Linked DNA regions of Homo sapiens: regions 1, 2 and 4 are each linked to region 3. A link is a contact called in ENCODE Hi-C or POLR2A ChIA-PET data. All regions are on one chromosome and are shown on one strand. Each heading gives the region's core, a stretch centred on a gene start or an enhancer-like site at or near the end of the contact. The rest is flanking DNA. Distances are from core to core; before and after follow the strand shown.

The links. A loop is a pair of places that touch in the nucleus more often than their neighbours do. ChIA-PET counts read pairs that join two places held with the same protein, here RNA polymerase II (POLR2A). Pooled maps may share reads with other maps.
Region 1: a pooled map shows a loop between it and region 3 (13-fold over the local background). The contact joins the promoter of BMPR2 here to the promoter of CASP8 in region 3. A Hi-C loop is called at or near these places in 6 of 37 single-sample maps with no recorded cell type and 10 of 50 pooled maps.
Region 2: a loop to region 3 is called in a map of CD8-positive, alpha-beta T cell, with 8 times the contacts of the local background. The contact joins the promoter of FAM117B here to the promoter of CASP8 in region 3. A Hi-C loop is called at or near these places in 3 of 168 maps with a recorded cell type or tissue (CD8-positive, alpha-beta T cell and naive thymus-derived CD4-positive, alpha-beta T cell) and 9 of 50 pooled maps.
Region 4: a loop to region 3 is called in a pooled map, with 10 times the contacts of the local background. The contact joins the promoter of CYP20A1 here to the promoter of CASP8 in region 3. A Hi-C loop is called at or near these places in 7 of 50 pooled maps. POLR2A ChIA-PET finds 5 or more read pairs at or near these places in 2 of 52 experiments (B cell and activated B cell).

Annotation. Positions count from the first base shown.
Region 1 is chr2:202,372,445-202,377,576 of GRCh38, forward strand. It overlaps BMPR2 (bone morphogenetic protein receptor type 2), which reads left to right and starts at 3,883. Exons shown (of 13, transcript NM_001204.7): 1 at 3,883-5,106. The coding sequence starts at 5,031. RefSeq lists enhancers at 2,731-2,890, 3,001-3,290, 4,445-5,132 and silencers at 3,381-3,430, 3,581-4,070, 4,201-4,260, 4,331-4,390.
Region 2 is chr2:202,633,003-202,637,517 of GRCh38, forward strand. FAM117B (family with sequence similarity 117 member B) reads left to right here and starts at 1,967. Exons shown (of 8, transcript NM_173511.4): 1 at 1,967-2,786. The coding sequence starts at 2,186. RefSeq lists silencers at 2,005-2,234, 2,425-2,474, 2,575-3,014.
Region 3 is chr2:201,258,942-201,263,919 of GRCh38, forward strand. It overlaps CASP8 (caspase 8), which reads left to right and starts at 1,595. Exons shown (of 9, transcript NM_001372051.1): 1 at 1,595-1,672.
Region 4 is chr2:203,235,819-203,241,016 of GRCh38, forward strand. CYP20A1 (cytochrome P450 family 20 subfamily A member 1) reads left to right here and starts at 3,200. Exons shown (of 13, transcript NM_177538.3): 1 at 3,200-3,316. The coding sequence starts at 3,245. RefSeq lists enhancers at 2,901-2,950, 3,236-3,807, 3,631-3,920 and a silencer at 3,021-3,230.

The DNA.
Region 1 (5,132 bases), core at 2,633-5,132, 1.1 Mb after region 3:
CTACCTACCAAGTCAGCGGCATGTGTTTTTTCTTGTGAATTTCCTAAGACCTTTTCTTTATGTTCTATATAATTTATCATACATTTATAACATGTACGGTAGTCCTCCCTGCCCCTTATCCACAAGGAACTTGTTCCAAGACCTCCAGTGGATGCCTGAAACTGCAGACAGTACTGAACCCAATTGCTATAAACTGGAATACATTTCTATTATGTCTTCTACCCACAAATTTAATGCCTTTTCCATCTTAACTAAGCACTTATTACACATTGTGGCCATCACTTTTGCAGTTTGAGGTATGGCAGCAAAACTAGCATGAATTTATTTTTTCTTCACAATTCAGTTTCACAGATAGATTTTTTTTTTTTTTTTTGCCAGAGTCTCTATCGCCCGGGCTAGAGTGCAATGGGCAACCTCCACCTCCTGCGTTCAAGTGATTCTCTTGCTTCAGCCTCCGGAGTAGCTGCTGGGATTACAGGCACGTGCCACCACTCCCAGCTAATTTTTGTATTTTTGGTATAGACGGGGTTTCACCATGTTGGCCAGGCAGGTCTTGAACTCTTGACCTCAAGTGATCCTCCTGCCTTGGTCCCCCAAAGTGCTGGGATTACAGACGTGAGCCACTGCACCCTGCCAAAGATTCATTGTTACCAGCAATCTTAGCAACCTCAGCCTATAATTTTTTTCCCTCCTTATTAAGTCAAGAACTCTGACTTTTTTTTTTTTTTTTTTTTTTTTTTTTTTTTTTTTTTTGAGACAGAGTCTTGCTCTGTCGCCCAGGCTGGAGTCCAGTGGCATGATCTCGGCTCACTGCAAGCCCCACCTCCCGGGTTCATGCCATTCATTCACTGCCTCAGCCTCCCGAGTGGCTGGGACTACAGGCGCCTGCCACCACGCCTGGCTAATTTTTTTGTATTTTCAGTAGAGACAGGGTTTCACCGTGTTAGCCAGGATGGTCTCGATCATCCTGACCTTGTGATCTGCCTGCCTCGGCCTCCCAAAGTGCTGAGATTACAGGCAAGAACTCTGACGTTTTAACTTACAGGAAGCACTTTACAGCTTCTGTATGGCTGAATTGCCAGCATCACTACTCTTGTGCTTTGGGGCCATTATTAAGTAAAACGAGGGTTAGTTGAACACAAGCACTTGGATATTGCATACTGCCACAGTCAGTCTGATAAGAGACTGCTACTAAGTGATTAAGGAGGTTATAGCGGATACACTGTACAAACCATGATTCACATCCCAGAAGGACAGTGTGGGATGGCAGCGATTTCCTCACAGCTAGTTAGTAACAGTACTCAATTTAAAATTTATGAGGCCAGGCGCAGTGGCTCACGCCTCTAATCCTATCATTTTGGGAGGCCAGAAGGGCGGATCACCTGAGGTCAGGAGTTCGAGACCAGGCTGACCAACATGGTGAAACTCCATCTCTACTAAAAATACAAAACTAGCCGGGTGTGGTGGCGCATGCCTGTAATCCCAGCTACTCAGGGGGCTGAGGCAGGAGAATCGCTTGAGTCTGGGAGGCGGAGGTTGCTGTGAGCTGAGATCGTGCCATTGTGCTCCAGCTTGGGCAACAAAAGAGAAACTACGTCTCAAAAAAAACAAAAACAACAACAACAAAAAAAAACACCACTTATTATTTCTGGAACTTTCCATGTAATATTTTCAGACCGTGGTTGACTGCAGGTAACTGAAACGGTGGATAAGGGGGAACTACAAAAAGGACACTTAATGTTTCTTGGAAAAAATCTTAAGCAAATAAAAATTGAATGATGAAGTACTTGATCTCAATTTGAGGAAGATAAAAGTGTACTACGAATTAATAAACTTTAAACTTTCTGCACCTCTAACATACTAAAATCCAATTTCTCTGAGTGCTAGAAACTCTCAGTTCTTGAAAGACAAATGGTAAAACAATACCGTTTCTAATTTAGACCTTTTGGGCAAAACAAAATACAGTAATAAAGCTATAAAGAATCGGTCGGGGGCGGTGGCTCACGTCTGTAATCCCAGCACTTTGGGAGGTCGAGACGGGCGGATCACGTGAGGTCAGGAGTTCGAGACCAGCCTGGCAAACATGGTGAAACCCTGTCTCCACTAAAAATACAAAAATTAGCCGGGCGTGATGGCGCCGCCTGTAATCTCAGCTACTCGGGAGGTTCAGGCCGGAGAATTGCTTGAACCTGGGAGGTGGAGGTTGCAGTGAGTCGAGATCGCGCCACTGCACCGCAGCCTGGTCGACAGAGCAAGACTCCGCCTCAATAAATAAATAAATAAATAAATAAAACCTAAATAAATAAAGCTAATGAATCAAAGCATATGCTCTTCGTCTTTTTAAGGGATTTTACTAGGTAGAATTTTTTTTTCTCTGTCTAAAGGGTAAACAGCATAAACATATTTCAACTAAAAAGAGTCTTAGAATCCGGGGTTGGTATTGCTACAACCCCTAATTATGGAAGATGTTTAGTATAACAGAACCAGTTTAAGGAATGTGGAGATTTATTTACATCAAATTCAGATAAAGAGGTAACAGCGGACTAGAAGAAGCAAGCAGAGCATGACTTAAGGAGTCTATCTATGACTGTATCTGTGGAACTGCCCTTAGCCACAATGAAAGACCAGCAAAACCAGCCTTCAGCATAACCCTCCTGCCTGGTAGGAGATGGGAAGGCCAGACTTCACCCCTCAAGATCGCCCTCCCACGCGCATTTTCCACCTCGCAGCTAAGAATTCAGTCCAGACTTCCGATCATGGCGCCACGCACGTCACCTTCTCCCCTCGCCGCCAGCAAAATCCCACCCACGTCGGCTGACCCCGCAGCGGGGTGTAAGGGCGGGAGGGATCCCGTCTCCTATACTGGTCGCTTGTACAAACCAGATCCAAAAAACGCACTACACAAATCCTTGGAAACTGCGGTACCAACGGGATCTTCTCAATTCCTTGAGTGCAAAATGATCCCACTCTCTATCCCGACACAACTCTAACTCCATTTTCCTTTCACGTGCCCTAAAAAGCCCTCAAGGCCCCCAGCCTTGGTGAATCCAGGCCCTCTCTCGGGGTGGGCACCGCGCTGTACGGACAGACGCGCGCACGCAGCGGGACGATTTATAGAATTAAAAGTCTTTTTTTTTTTTCTGGCTTCGCATCCTTGCAAATACTCAATATTCCTGTCAACTAAGAAGGCTAAGGGAATGGGCGGTTGAGGAAAGCAGGACGTCGATTACAGCGAACACATCAAAGGGGTGGTCTTTCCAATTCCGGCTTTTGTTTGAGTCAGAGGGGAGCCTGAGGAGGCCAAGGTCTCCGGTTCTGGGAAAGGCGGGTCCATCCGGATTCTTTGGGCTGCGGAGAGGGAGGTTCCAGCCCCGTGAAACAACAGAGGGCAGTTCTGCCCCTCGAGGCTTTCCTCCGAGAGTACTGAGACGGAGACGCCTCAGTCGGGAGAAATCCCGGAACTCGGAGGAGTCTGCTGAACGCCGAACAAAAGGATGTGGCCGTCGTCTCTTAAACAAATACGCGAATCCCAAGCCATGCACATTTGGAAGGCATGTGTATGTGTGTGAAGGAGAAAGGCCACCGCTGCCCACCGCAGCCCCACCCAGCCCTCGGCCATTCACCGGAGAGACGCGCTGCGGTGGGGCCTCGGAGCCCTCAGCCAGCCCCGAACGAGGGGCGGGGCCGGGCGGGGCCGTGAGCGCGCAGGCGCAGTGCGGGCTTCATCCCGCCGCCGGCGCCGCCGCCGCCGCCGCCCGCTCTGCACCACAGGCTAGAGACAGACAGGGCCGGGAAGAGCCGGAGACTGAGGAGGAGGCGGAGGCGGCGGCGGAGGCGGGGCGACTCCGGTGACCGGGAGCGCCGCAGACTGGCAGCTGCGGCGACTCCCCCCTTTGTGTCTGGTCTGCTCGGAGCCACTGGAAGTGCCTCCCGGAGGGACGCAGGGTGTCTCGCCGCCTCCCTGCCCACCCCCTTCCCCGGCTACCTTCATCCGCCCTCCCGCCGCCCCCCGCCCTCGGTCCGCGACGCCCGAGTTCCGTCAGGAGCCCAGAGCTGCGGGAGAACGAGGCGGCGGCGGCGGCGGCGGCGGCGGCGGCGGCGGCAGCAGCAGCGGCTTCCTCGGGGGGTTGTGATTCGCTCACAGGAGCCATTGACGGGAGAAGAGGAGGCTTTCTTGGTGGAATTTACCTCAGGCAAGATCGAGCCGCAGGAATAAAAAGCGAGGAAGGGAAGGGAGCGCCGCCGGGAGGACTAGAAGGGGCAGCCTCTCACACCCACTCCGCCTGCCGTCTCGGGGAGCCCGGACCGGGGCCGCGACCGCGACCCCTCCCCTCCCCCGCTCCTACCTCTCCTCAGCCTTCGCCAGGGCCTCCCCAACCCTCTCACGGTTGTTCTGCGAAGGCGTGGGGACTGTGAGCTTGTCCATGGAGGCAGGCACCTTTTTTGATCCAGTCAAGGAAGAGGATTTGTTGTTTTCGAAATCAGAGTGAAGGAAGCACCGAAGCGAAACTTAAGGAATCCTGCCTTCCCGGAGCCGCGGGCGATGCGACTAGGGCTGCCGGGCGCCGCCGCCGCCCGTCCGGCTTCGTCCTTCCCGGCAGTCGGGAACTAGTTCTGACCCTCGCCCCCCGACCCCGGATCGAATCCCCGCCCTCCGCACCCTGGATATGTTTTCTCCCAGACCTGGATATTTTTTTGATATCGTGAAACTACGAGGGAAATAATTTGGGGGATTTCTTCTTGGCTCCCTGCTTTCCCCACAGACATGCCTTCCGTTTGGAGGGCCGCGGCACCCCGTCCGAGGCGAAGGAACCCCCCCAGCCGCGAGGGAGAGAAATGAAGGGAATTTCTGCAGCGGCATGAAAGCTCTGCAGCTAGGTCCTCTCATCAGCCATTTGTCCTTTCAAACTGTATTGTGATACGGGCAGGATCAGTCCACGGGAGAGAAGACGAGCCTCCCGGCTGTTTCTCCGCCGGTCTACTTCCCATATTTCTTTTCTTTGCCCTCCTGATTCTTGGCTGGCCCAGGGATGACTTCCTCGCTGCAGCGGCCCTGGCGGGTGCCCTGGCTACCATGGACCATCCTGCTGGTCAGCACTGCGGCTGGTGAGTAGCTCCGGCCGGCACGTCCC
Region 2 (4,515 bases), core at 717-3,216, 1.4 Mb after region 3:
TGGAGACTCTGGAAGTGCTGACCATCTTCTACACACCACATTCTCATATCATCCTTGGTTAATAATCATAACAACAGTATGAAGCACATGGTACTGTTTAACTGCATTTTACAGATAAGGAGACTGGCTAGTGATCCACTCAAGGTCACAGAGTAAGTGGTGGTCATGGGATTTTAATTTCCTCTCTAGGTCTTTTTTTTTTAATTTTTTTTTTTTTTAAGACAGAGTTTCGCTCTTGTTGCCCAGGCTGGAGTGCAATGGAACGATCTCGGCTCCTTCCAACCTCTGCCTCCCGGGTTCAAGCGATTCTCCTGCCTCAGCCTCCCGAGTAGCTGAGATTACAGGCATGTGCCACCACGCCCGGCTAATTTTGTATTTTTAGTAGAGACGGGGTTTCCTCCATGTTGGTCAAGCTGGTCTCGAACTCCCGACCTCAGGTGATCCGCCCGCCTCAGCCTCTCAAAGTGCTGGGATTACAGGCATGAGCCACCACACCCGGCCTCCTCTCTAGGTCTTTAAAAGCCTTCCACCTCACGCCTGTAATTCCAGCATTTTTGGAGGCCGAGGTGGGCGGATCATGAGATCAAGAGATCAAGACCACCCTGGCCAACATGGTGAAACCGCCTCTTTACTAAAAACAGAAAAATTACGGGGCGTGGCGGCACGCGCCTGTAATCCCAGCTACTTGGGAGGCGGAGGCAGGAGAATTGCTTGAACGCGGGAGGCGGAGGTTGCACTGAGCCGAGATTCGAGCCAGTGCACTCCGCCACTGCACTCCAGCCTAGGTGACAGAGAGAGACTTCTTCTCAAAAAAAAAAAAAAAAGGCCTTCCACCACCGCGCAAAGGGACCCAGTAGGATTTCAGGTCCAGAGTGAATCATACTATGCCCTCCACTCCCACATTTTTACACGACGAAATCTGTCTAGCATGTACAACTAATAAAAATAGTAGAGGGAAAAGAGGTCATGGATAGGCAATTTATAGCCAGACAGGTGGGAGTGTAGGTTTTGGCTCCACCATTTTTTATTTTCTTGATGAGGAGCCCTTTAGGTCATTTTAGAAATAGTGTCACTGCCTGCCTTCCCGAGTCTTTGCCACACCAAAGACTTGTTTCCTCCGCTAGACAAAAATATGGATGGCTGTCCCAGTTCTGTCTCAAACAATGATCGTGTAGAATCAAATAAGGCCCTCTGTAAACTATAGCACTTTACAAACTGGTAAGGTAGCAGCCATCCTTCCAAGGTATCAGGGAACAGCGAAGCAGCTGATTAAAATAGTCTTGATTACTTGAGATACAGGAGGGTAGGAATAACATGTGGTAACTGAACTCTATAGATACTATCTAAAATCGCATTCTAACAGGCAAGTTTAATCTTTCTGAGATTTGCCTCTTTGTAGAGCTCTAAAAAATAAAAGGAGAGGGGCGTAAAATGCCAGTAAGATTAGTTAAATTTCTTCTCCTTTTGAGCCCTGCCCATAGGTAGATGGAATTAGGGCAGAACAAAAACATTAAGAATAAAAGCCCGAACGAGATGCGCGTACAGGTGAACACAAGTGAACACTGGGGTAAGGAAATGAGTTATGCGGAAAAGGCTTCAGACCATCCCTGGGAACTGCTCCGGGTCTGGACATTTCCTTTGGCAACCTTCCAGAGTCTGAGTCCCCAGGGCTCCCCCCGGCGGGAAAGGAAAGGCGCGCGTGGCTAGGCGCGCGCGTACACGGGCACTCACGTGTACACACACACGCGCGCACACTACACATACACACAGGGCCCATTTCCTCCGCTCCCTCCCCGCGGGGGGCGGGTCTCTTTCTCTTTAAAGAGCAGACGGTCTCCGCGCACACCCAGGCTCTCAAGGCCTCGGGGGCCCGGGACCCGAGCTGCTCGTAGCCAATGGGAGCAGTGGAGCGGCTCGAGCGCGGCTGACGCTGCACCAATGGGCGATCGTGGGGGGCGGGGGCAGCAGAGGAGACACTATTGTTGATGAGGAGCGGCGGCGGCGGCGGCGGCGGCTGCACCACCTCGTTGCTGCCTGCCCCGGCCCGGTCTCCCCCTGCACCCCGGAGTCCGGCTTCGTCACCCCGTCTTGGGGGGCCTGCCCTCCGGCCTCGAGAATCCTCCCCCTGCAGCCCAACAACAACAAAACCCCCCGTCTCGCCCAGTCACCGGGGAGGGGGGGGACCATGTCCCAGCGGGTGAGGCGCAATGGGTCCCCCACGCCGGCCGGCTCCCTTGGGGGTGGTGCGGTGGCCACGGCCGGGGGACCCGGGAGCCGCTTGCAGCCCATGAGGGCGACGGTTCCGTTCCAGCTGAAGCAGCAGCAGCAGCAGCAACATGGCAGCCCCACGCGGAGCGGCGGCGGCGGCGGCGGCAACAACAACGGTGGCTGCTGTGGTGGCGCCTCAGGCCCCGCAGGCGGCGGCGGCGGCGGTGGCCCGCGCACCGCCTCGCGCAGCACCAGCCCCACGCGCGGCGGCGGGAACGCGGCCGCGCGCACCAGCCCCACGGTGGCCACGCAGACGGGCGCGTCCGCGACGTCCACGCGAGGCACCAGCCCCACGCGCAGCGCCGCGCCTGGAGCTCGCGGGAGCCCCCCACGGCCGCCGCCGCCGCCGCCGCTGCTGGGCACCGTGTCGTCGCCCAGCTCGTCGCCCACCCACCTGTGGACCGGCGAGGTGAGCGCGGCCCCACCCCCAGCCCGCGTCCGGCATCGGAGGAGGTCTCCGGAGCAGAGCCGAAGCTCGCCGGAGAAGAGGAGCCCCAGCGCCCCGGTTTGCAAAGCAGGTAAGTGCTGGGGGTCGCGCAGCAAGGGGGAGGCGGCTGCGGGAAGGGGTCCCGGGCGCGCGCTGCAATCGCGCGGGGACTGCAGAGCTGCCGCGGAGCCCGGGTGGCTGGGGGCGGGGCTGGGGGCGGTGCCGGGCGGTGGGGGACCCGGCAGTGCGGCCCCGCCTTTCCCGGGCCTACCCTACGCCCCGCCCGCCCGCCCGCCTCATTCACCCCTCTGCCCGCCCCGCACGGCTCCCTGGTGGTGGAGGTGCAGCGGCTAAACCTTGGGCTTGAGCTGATGAGTGTTAATGATAAACCTGGCTTCCTGGCCTTACTCCTGGAGGAGTCGTTACTGCTTACCCTCCCTTGAGGGTGAGGCTAGGAGTGGTTTGTCACTTTGTTTTAGGGACAAGGTTAATGTTGGCATAGCCCATATCTGCTGCTGCTAAGTATTTCTGTTCACAAAACAGTTTCAGATCTGGGGTACTGAATGCATTAGCAGTGGCAGATTTGGATCACTGAACAGAGGAGGCTGAGAACCGTGTTTTAGCATTTCCTAAGACTTGATAAATGGGTAGCAAGAAGTGAAAATTAAACAAGATTCCTTAGGAAGGTTTATGGGTTTTGTCTGAGGCTCTGGGTGTATTTCTGATTTTGTGTACTGATTCTGTGTTTTGAATGTAGAAAAACAGAATCCAGTGTTTTGTCTCCATCTTGTTATTGTTTTAGGGAGCTAACATTCGTTGTTTTTCTGTTTACCTGGAAGCTTTCTTGGGGAAGGTCCTGAATGGAGCTGTTGGGTGCCAATGGAGTCATTCATAAAGAGTAACTCAAAAGAGAAATTCAAATTGTGGGAAGTGGAAAGGAATAAAATTTATAATCTTGTTGCCTTAAGGAAAGAAATGGGTGGTTTTTACTTACGTATTCATTTTTGTCAACATATATCTTTGTCTTTCCTTGTCTGGGGAACTTCTGTTAGAATTTTCCAGGCAGAATGGTTGGGAATTTCAGGAAACAAATTCAGATGAAATAGTTTCCGAAATGGAAGGAATAGGATGACTCTTTCTTACTATTTATTTTATGAAAGTTTTAGATAATACTTATTTAGAGAGAATTGCCCTGGAAAATGATGAATAGTATTTTCTTTTTTTGAGACAGAGTTTCTGTTGCCCAGGCTGGAGTGCAGTTACACGATCTCGGCTTACTGCAGCCTCCAACTCCCGGGTTCAAACGATTCTGCCTCAGTCTCCTGAGTAGCTGGGATTACAGGCGACCGCCACCATGCCCGGCTAATTTTTGTATTTTTAGTAGAGACAGGGTTTCACCATGTTGGCCAGGCTGGTCTCGAACTCCTGACCTCAGGTGAAACGCCCGCCTTGGCTTCCCAGAATGCTGGGATTACAGGCATGCGCCACTGCGCCCGGCCCGAATAGTGTTTTCTAATTAGAACCAGAGCACTGTTTTATTTATGTATTTATTTTTATTTATATTTTTATTTATTTTTTGAGACGGAGTCTTGCTCAGCTGCCCAGGCTGGAGTGCAGTTATGTGATCTCGGCTCACTGCAACCATGGTCTCCTGGGTTCAAGCGATTCTCCTATCTCAGCCTCCCGAGTAGCTGGGATTACAGGCACCCGCCATCATGCCCGGCTAATTTTTGTATTTTAGTAGAGATGGGGTTTCACCATGTTTGCCAGGATGGTTTGGAACTCCTGACCTTATGTGATCTGCCCGCCTTGGCCTCCCA
Region 3 (4,978 bases), core at 345-2,844:
ATGTATTTTTCTTTTGTATGTGTACACTGTTTTTTAACTATGCGATCTCAGGCAAGTAATTCCTCTGTGCCTCTGTTATCTCATCATTAAATGATTAATAATGCCTCCAGAGGTGACTGTGAGGCTTGAAGGAGATAATACGCATACATCACTTACTACACGAGTTAGCAATTATTATTGCATATTAATACTATTGGTATTTTATTTTGCTCATTCTGTTTCTATTTCTTTTTTATTTATTTATTTTTTGAGACAAAGTCTTGCTCTGTCACCCAGGCTGCAGTGCAGTGGTGCAATCACGGCTCACTGCAGCCTCAACATCCTGGGATCAAGCAATTTTCCCATCTCAGCCTTCAGATTAGCTGGGACCACAGGCGCGTGCTACCACACCTGGCTAATTAAAAAATTTTTCTTCATAGAGATGGTGTCTCATTTTGTTGCCCAGGCTGGTCTCAAACTCCTATGCTCAAGGGATCCTCCCACCTTGGCCTCTCAAAGTGCTAGGATTACATGCATGAGCCACGGTGGCCATCCAGGCATTGATATTATGAGGCCATCTTGACCTAGCCCTCTCTGGTGAAGAGTCCTTTTCAGATACTTCGTTCAGTCTTCTCAGCTATGAGTCCCTACCCTCTGAAAGCTTATATTCTATTTGGGGAAAGACAAAAGGCAGTTTCAAAGAAGAGAGGTGTTTGATTTTCTTTTCCTACTTTTAATATCAGAAAACATTTCATCTAACTCTCAGTATGAAGGCAATATTTTGTTTACTGGTATATCCCTAGAGCCCAACATGGTGAGGGCCCCAGGATTTGCTTCTTTGATAAGATGGTAAACCCAGCTTTCAGCTAACTTCATGGTTTCCTCAGCTACACTCATATACAAGGATCACCTTTGGTAAGATGGACTTACCATCTTACCAAAGAGTTTTTGCATTTTAGAGTTTTTTCTTTTTAGATTTTTTTCATTTTAGAATTTTTTTATTTCAGAGTTTTTTCTTTTTAGAGGTTTTTCATTTTAGAGTTTTTTCTTTTTAGAGTTTTTTTTTTTTTTTAATTTTAGAGTATTTTAGGCTGCTGAGGGTGGAATCTGGTGACCTTGGGGCCACAGAGATGCTCCTTGGCTAAACCAGGGGCTTTAGCTCTGAAAGTTCACAGCCACCCTGAGAACCAAGATGAGAGGGCTCTGCAGTGTCCAATCTCAAGACCTCTCTGAGGTGCTCCATCAAGATTCATTGAATGAAAAAATTAAAGTCTTAATGATGAACCCAGAAAAATCTTTAAATCCTAAATATGAAATGAAAGTGTTCTTAGTTACAATCCAGTCCAACGTCCTTGTTTTGGAATGTGGAAATGAGGCCCCAAAGGTAAAATGGCCCATCCAAAGTCACAGCCAGGGGCCAGTGCTCAGGTGGCCAGGTGCCCTGCGTGCGGTCTCCTGGACCACCAGGCCTTTTTCCTGCAGCTTTAGAAGCTTTAGAAGGCACTCTGCTCACTCAGGGGCAAGTGGTAAGCGCTCTTTCCCCTCTAGTGTTTGTGACTCAGGAGTTTCGAAACAGGAAGTAGAGCTGGCTGGCTGTGCCCTTCCGTCCTTCATTAGACGTTTGCTCTTGTCTTAGATGCTCAGATGGTAGTGGATAGGCCTGTGACGAAGGTGCTACCATCGTGAGAGTAAGGTAAGGATTTGCCTCTTTGTTAAGGTCAGAGGGGCCTTTTGGGAGGAAGGCCTTTGATTCTGGAGTTTTCTAGGCTGCTGAGAGTGAGATCGGGTGGCCCTGGGGCCATGGAGGTGATCCTCGTATGTGAGTGTGGATGGGGAAACCATGAAGTTAGTGTAAGAGGTAGCAGTCCCTCTGAGAGCCTTGCCGAGGGCCGTGCAGTTTCCAGATCTGAAGGCCATTCTAGCTTAGACTGATGAAGTCCTAGGAGCTTCTGAAATGCTGCAAGTTTAACTACTTGTATAAAGGCCTCATCCTGATCCCAGTCAAACTTGTGAAATAATAGAAGCCAAAATTTAAATCTCTACTGACTTTGCTGCTACAGCTATCCTCCCACCAACACACATACCCACCAACATACACACTTGCCAACATAAACGCACACACACATACACACAAACACACCCATGTGGTCCTACTAATTCAATTATTTATTTTTTAAAGAAATTAAAAAAGACTGGGCGTGGTGGCTCTCGCCTGTCATCCCAGCACTTTGGGAGGTCGAGGCGGTGGTTCACCTGAGGTCGGGAGTTTGAGACCAGCTTGACCAACATGAAGAAACCCCGTCTCTACTAAAAATACAAAATTAGCCGGGCATGATGGCGCATGCCTGTAATCCCAGCTACTCGGGAGGCTGAGGCAGGAGAATCGCTTGAACCTGGGAGGTGGAAGTTGTGGTGAGCCGAGATCGTGCCACTGCACTCCAGCCTGGGCAACAAGAGCGAAACTCCGTCTCAAAAAAAAAAAAAAAAAAAAATTAAAAAGATACAGAACAGTTCAAAAAACAATATAATGGGAAGACTAGATAGACACAATCAGAGACCTGCACTTGTGGGGTTAAGAATTTACAGGTGAAGTTGCAAGTTTCATTCTGTTTGAAAATGATGGGATTATATGTTTTGCTGAGGTTTGGACACCTTTGCTGGGTTGTTTGAATGCCGTGGCTGCAGCGCCCTGTTATGGACATCATGTGCGTGCAGAATGGATGTCTGTCAGGTTCCGGGGCAGCCCGCAGTCTGAGGCAGCCAGCCTGGATTGGAGGGAGTGGCAATACTACCTGCCGGTTAGGGGTTTGGGCCTGAGAGCGAGTGGCTTTCAGGTTCTCTCAAGCTTCGGATGAGATGCAGGTTTCTGCTTCCGATGGCAAATGCATGTTTTGCTTTTTAGTTATCACTGCAAGAGCTAGGATGCTGCTAGAATATTACTGGAATGATTGTGATGAGATGGAATGTATTTACAGTTTAATTGTGACATGTAATACAGTGGTAGAATGGGACTCTGGAATGAGATGCTGGGGCCTAGATTCTAGCACTTCCTTTGTGAGGCTCTAACCCCCTCTCCTATAGTGGATTTGTTAAGAACTTCTGTTTTTGTGGCTTTGTTATTATAAAATTTTTTGAAATGTTGTTCTCTAAAAAAGTTATGATTTTATGTTTTTCTTCATGAGATTCTTTCACTGCCTTCCAGCTGCAAGTAGAATGACGTCTAAATCTTTGTGATCTGTCACTGAAGCCCTTGAGTGAGACACTTAAATCTGGCTGTGGCTCTCTCTCTTACTAGCTTATTTCCAAGCCGTGATTTTTCACAACAGAAAAATGGGGACAGTAATAGTAGTTTCTTCAGAGGCTTTTAGTGAAATGAGGTTAAAAAATATTTTTATGTTTATATGGATATATAGATTACAAACATTTATATATCATTTATTTATATGATTATTATAAACACATATTTATATTTAAATACTTTGGGGCATAAATATATAAAATAATAAATATACTTATGTAATACAAATAGACTTATATACATTTACTATTTAGCAGAGATTATATAAAATATATGTATTACATGGCAACATATTCAAATTTACATATGTTATATATACATGTGGAAAAAAAATTGGGAAAAGGCCACAAAATGTGACCAAAGAATTACTTCCAAATGGCAAGTTTTTAAGTAATTTTTATTTTCTTTTTATACTTCTCTGTACTTTCTCTATGAAACAAGTGTTACTTTTACTGTTTTTAGGAACCAAAAATACAAGTACATTGTTTAAAAAATACTAGCTTAACAAAGTTTCTAGCCCATAAGCTAGTGCAGAAAATCTAGGTCCCATAAAACAAGAACTGCCACACGATGTCTCTCCCCTTACAGTGCTGGATGGCCCGTTGTTAATGGTGTCATAAATCCTTTGCAAGTGACTGTTTTCTAGGTACTATGACTAGAGGGATGTGTAACTTAAGCAAAAAACAAAAAACAGAAAAGGCTGACTATCATCTGACAGTGTATCCTGGAACACCTAGGCCAGAGAAGAAGCCACGTTAGCATTTTCCCTTCTAAATGTCAGTTATGATTTGATGGGGAAACCACTTAAAAAGCATTGTCACGTTGTTGAAAAGGTAATGAAATGAGTGAGATGAGATGGCTATGGAGGACGGAGCTATGCGCCAATCTTATTATATCCAAATTCATGTCATCTCAGCCTTGGATTGTATTGATTTTTATTATATACTGTCAGAAAATGCTATTGAATGTGTAACAAGAGCCTCAAAAAGGTTTATTCATTTTGACACCATAATACTACTTTTAGGAAATTATTCTAAGAAAATAATTAGAGGTATTCTTAAAGATTTGCGTTTTAAAGTCATCCTAAATGTAATCAGGAACTGGCTATGTAAATTATAGCCCATCTCTAAGATTAAGTGCCTTACAGATATTAAAACCCATGCTGTAGAAGAAAAACTAAAGACAGGAAAGTACTTACAATACAAGATGTACTTACCAGTGGAAAAATCCACTTATACTACAGAAATATGATGTGTTCAAATATAAGGAAAAATGTGTATGCATAAAATATTTGGTAGGAAAGAGTAAAATATTACTGGGCATTTATATTTGGATGGTGGAATTATACATAATTTTAATTTTCCTTTTTATCTTTTCTGTATTGTCTAAAATGAATACACTAAGCATTGTTATCCTCAGAAAAAAATAATTGAGGGATGGGGGAAAGGAAGTCCTGCTTTCATTTGATTCTTTGGTTGGTTTTATTCTGTAAGATGAGACTTTAACAGAGGTTAGAATGCATTAAAAATTGTAAAGACAGTTGACCTAATGGCACTAAACAGGGTTAGATCTAGTTTAGATCTTTTCCAGCATGTGAATAAGAATGGATCTTTAAATAAAGATTTTAACTAGGTATATGTTTTAGAATAAGTCATACATGTACATGGTAAAAATTCAAACAGTACAAACTGTGCAGCAAGG
Region 4 (5,198 bases), core at 1,950-4,449, 2.0 Mb after region 3:
GCTAATTCTTTTTTGTATTTTTAGTAGAGACAGGGTTTCACCATGTTAGCCAGGATGGTCTCGATCTCCTGACCTCGTGATCTGCCCGCCTCGGCCTCCCAAAGTGCTGAGATTACAGGCATGAGCCACCACGCCTGGCCCCAAAAACTATTTTTTAATTCAACATGAGTACATGTTGAAGAGAAGAAGTATGACAGGTGATGAAGAAAATTACTTTCAAGGATAAAAATAATTTCATTAGAATAAAATTCTGTCGGATAAGTGCAATAAAAATAAGTTCAGAAAAAGGAACCATGGAAAATTTCCAGTTGTTCACAAAAAGTGTATGGGTTTTTTGTTTTGTTTTGTTTTGTTTTGGGTTTTGTTTTTGTCCAGGCTGGAGTGCAGTGGCGCCATTTTGGCTCACTGCAACTTCTGCCTCCCGGGTTCAAGTGATTCTCCTGCCTCAGCCTCCTGAGAAGCTGGGATTACAGGCGCATGCCACCACACCCAGCTAATTTTTGTAATTTTAGTAGAGGCGGGGTTTCCCCATGTTGACCAGGCTGATCTTGAAGTCCTGACCTCAAGTGATCTGACCGCCTCCGCCTCCCAAAGTGCTGGGAATACAGGTGGAGCCACCGTACCTGGCCAAGTTTGTGTGTTTTTAAAAAAAGTCTTATAGTTATCACATCACTATTATATTTACATTCCTTTTCATACACTTAAAAGAGAGCTGTAACAATTTCAAAACGTGAATATTTATAATATGACAGAAATTTAATCCTTTAAAGTCAAGATAAAAATTTTAGATGTCAATACAAAAAATGTGTGAAAAGATATATATGTGTGTATGTGTATATATATATTATATATATATTATTTATATATGCTTTTAGGGAGTATCTGGGCAAAACGTTTTAGGAACACAGGAAGAGGAGGTAGATGTCTAGTTTAGAGACTCACACTATAAAATATGGTGCCCTGACAATTTCTGGAATTTTTGTCTCTTTTTTACAGCCCTCAAAGTTCAGAGAGTCTCAGGATGTAGGTCAATTTAGGACTAAAAGAGAATTCTAGATATCTTGAAGGATTGGTACCTAAGATTACGGTACCTAAGATTACGGTTATATGGCTACCTTATGCAGTTAAAACTCTTATGTTTGGCCGGGCGGGGTGGTTCACGCTTGTAATCTCAGCACTTTGGGAGGCCCAGAGGGGCGAATCACGAGGTCAGGAGTTAAAGACCAGCCTGGCCAACATGGTGAAACCCATCTCTACTAAAAATACAAAAATTAGCTGGGCATGGTGGCGCGTGCCTGTAATCCCAGCTACTCGGGAGGGTGAGGCAGGAGAATTGCTTGAACCTGGGAGGCGGAGGTTGCAGTGAGCCGAGATCCCGTCACTGCACTCTAGCCTGGGCTACAGAGGGAGACTACGTCTCAAAAACAAACAAACAAAACAAACAAACAAAAAACTCTTACATTTACTGTTTTGAAAACCTATTGGGAACATCAGTTTGACAAGAAATATCTTTAAAATTCTGAACAAGAGACTTAAAAATGAACTTTGAACATACGACAGTTTAAAGCACATTTATATGCAGAGAAAGACTTAAAAATACAATTTCTGCCAAGTGAAATATTAAACAGCATGTTTCATTATATTTGCTATAGATGCCAAAAGAGTTGCCATTTTCAATGAGGTATGTTTCCTGCTTATGTAACAGTCATTTATCATAGAAGCTGTAAAATGCAATCTGGAATTTCTCTTGCCAAATTGCTGCCTGTTCTTGACATTTTATATTATTAAAGCTATAAAATCTATAAATACTTTTAGCACACTTTCACTAAAAGCAGCACTAGTAAGTAGCAGGCCTTGTCTTGTATTTCAGTAGCCACGTCAAAACTTCTGAGCCAGGCGAAATAGAAAGAGGGGTCCTAGGGTATTTTATGCCCAGGGCAACAAACGCCAAATGCTGACGTAGATAGCACTTATTCGGTTTTGCCAGGAGCTGTGCTAAGTGATTTTCATAAAATATGTAATTTAACCTACAGGCAACTCCATGTGGTATTATTTTCACTTTTTTACATAGAAGGAAATGGAAGCTTAGAAAACTGAAGCAATTTACCGAAAGTCAGAGTTAACAGAGCAAGGAAACCTGAACAGTGTGCAGCCTCCGCTCACCAGAAAGTGTCAAAGAATCACATTTACTAGTACTTCAGACAGAAATTCTGCGAAACAAGGCGTATCTACTCTTGTTTTACTCCCAGACACTTCCCTGTCCCGCTTAGATCAGTGGTGGTTTTCACTCAAATTTAAGTGTGTAACAGTGTCCCCGGGAGGGCTCTGTTCAAACAGATTGTTGTACGCGCCCCCTACCCCTGCCCACCCCGAGTGTTTGATTCAGTAGGTCTAGTTTGGGATCGAGAATCTTTTTATTTTGTTTTCCTTTTGTTTTGTTTTGTTTTGTTTTTGAGACAGGGTCTCGCCCTGTCGCCCAGGCTGGAGTGCAGTCGTGCCATCTCGGCTCACTGTAGCCTCTGCCTCCCCGGCTAAAGTGATCCTCCAGCCTCAGCCTCCGGAGCAGCTGGGGCCACAGGCAAGCGCCACCACTGTAGGCTAATTTTTTTTTTTTTTTTTTTTTTTTTTTTGTAGAGACTGGGGTCTCACTATGTTGCCCACGCTGGTCTCAAACTCCTGGGCTCAAGCGATCCTCCCGCTTCAGCCTCCCAAGGTGCTGGGATTACAGGTGGAGCCACCGCGCCCGGCATCGATAATCTGAATCTCTAACGAGCTCCCGGGCGACGTTGATGCAGCTGGTACCGGGACCACTCTTCGAAAATCATCGGTTTAGAGGTTTTAATTCTGAATCCATTGCGAAAACTGTTGGGCGGACAGAGCACTACTAACTCCTAACTTTTCTCAGAAAGCTGGGCTCTGCTTTCGCCAGCAACCCGGTCCGAAGTCGCGGGCATATTCTGTCTGAAATCGTGTGCACCGAAATCCCCGCCTTGCGGTGGAGGCTGGCGCTAGGCGGCCTCAGCCTCGGCCTGCTGCGCTCAGGAACCCGCGCCCCGGCTCCTCGGCGATCCATTGCTCTTTCCTCTGGCGCCGGCCGCAGGCCTCGGTCACGCCCCCAGCGGCCCGTTGGTTTCCGGGTCCCGCGGGGTGCCCCCGCCCACACGCTATGCCTTAAATTGGGCCAGGCTGAGGCGCTGCTGCTGGAGCGGCCGATCCGAGACGTGGCTCCCTGGGCGGCAGAACCATGTTGGACTTCGCGATCTTCGCCGTTACCTTCTTGCTGGCGTTGGTGGGAGCCGTGCTCTACCTCTATCCGGTGAGCGCCGTCTTGGCTCTCTGGGGCCCCGGGCGCCGCCCCAGTCTCTCTGTCGCCGGCATCCAGGCCAACCTGCCCGCTGCGGGCCGCAGGGGGCGGGCCTGAGAGGAGGGTTCGGGTTCGCTCCAGAGCTTCAGCGCGGGGACCGCACCCGGAGTCACGTGACGCCCCTCCCGGCAAGCTCTGAGAGCGACGTGGGCTGCGTCGCTACCCCTCAGGCGCCGGGCCAGGCGGGCGTAGAGCTGCTGAGGAAAAGCCCGCGCCCCCGCAGGCCGGTCTCACCTTGCCAGGCACCCCGCGCCACTCTCCAAGGCGGCTCTCAAGTACTTTGGGCAGCTTTTTGGCCATAACTCGCCAAACCCAAATTTCATTTCCCAGTGTGTCAGGACGAGACTCCTGGGCGCGCCACTCCTTTCTCCTTTCTTGAGGATTCTCCCAGCACTTGTGTATTCCTCTTTTCCATCTGTCCATCGATCTATCCTGACTGGAATCCAAAGTGCTCGAGGTCCAGGTCTTGCTCCTCTTAGGGGCTCCAGGCAAATGCTTCTTTGGGGAGAGCGCCGCGCTGCGGGTTCGGGTGCGAGGTTTCCTCTGCCGCTGACGCCTCTGCGAGCCTCCGGTCCTCCTCTCTCCACTTGCCTCCGTCAGCGAGAGAGGGAGGGTCTGAAAACAAAAGTGTTGATGACTGAGGACCGTCTTTAAAACCTGTTCTACACACTTTGGGAGGCTGAGGCGGGCGGATCACGAGGTCAGGATATCGAGACCATCCTGGCCAACATGGTGACACACCGTCTCTACTAAAAATACAAACATTAGCTGGCTGTGGTGGCGGGCGCCTGTAATCCCAGCTACTCAGGAGGCTGAGGCAGGAGAATCGCTTGAACCTGGGAGGCGGAGCTTGCAGTGAGCCAAGATCGCACCACTGCACTGCAGCCTGGCGACAGAGCCAGACTCTTATCTCAAAACAAACAAACAAACAAACAAAAAACACCTGTTCTACAAAGCAAGGTGGTGGTTTTACAGTGAAAGTTGAAAAGTAGCTGAACTGCTGGAATTGACCATACACCTTCTTAAATGTTCTTTTCCGAGCAGGTAAATGGATTAGACTAGAATCTTGCAACTACACAATCAGGGACTTCCTGAAATCTTATTTTCTGAGAAACTAAACAATTTTAGTGGTTCTTGAATTTTTGGTGATTTTAAAATGATACTCTTCTTTGATCAGCTCATAGAAGCACACTGTTTATTCTTAGCACTAGCTATGTGCCAGATATGGTTCCACGTGCTGGGAATCCAGCCGTGAAACAAACCGGACAGAAAATTCCTGACTCTTGGAATTTATTTCCTAGAGAAGGGGAACAGACAATAGAAACAAATAACATAGGATTGTGGGTAGAAATAAAGTTGGGGATAGGTAGATTGTTATTTTAAAGTAGGATGGCCAGGAGATACGGAGACATTTGAGTAGAAACGCGAAGAAGGTGAAGGTGCAAGCCATTCTGAGAAAGAGCATTCTGGGTCGAGGGAGCAGCAAATGCAAACCTTCAGAGGGAGACACGCCTGGTGTGTTCCTGGAAAGCAAGGGGACCAGTGTGGTTAGAGTGTAGTAAATGAGGAAGATACCAGAGGAGAGAAAGTCAGAAAGATGGGAGTGAAGGACAAATTTTAAATGACTTGTAAGGCTTTTTTAATGGACTTTTGCTGTGTGCCACTGGAGGATTTCAGCAGATGAATGCCATTTGAAATTGGATAGAATTCAAATTTAATTTTATTAGATAAATTTTAAAAGAATCATTGTGGTTGCTAAGTCATGAATTGACATGGGTCTCCAGGTAAGGATGGAAGCAAGCCAAGTAATTAGGAGGATATTATCATTTCAGCT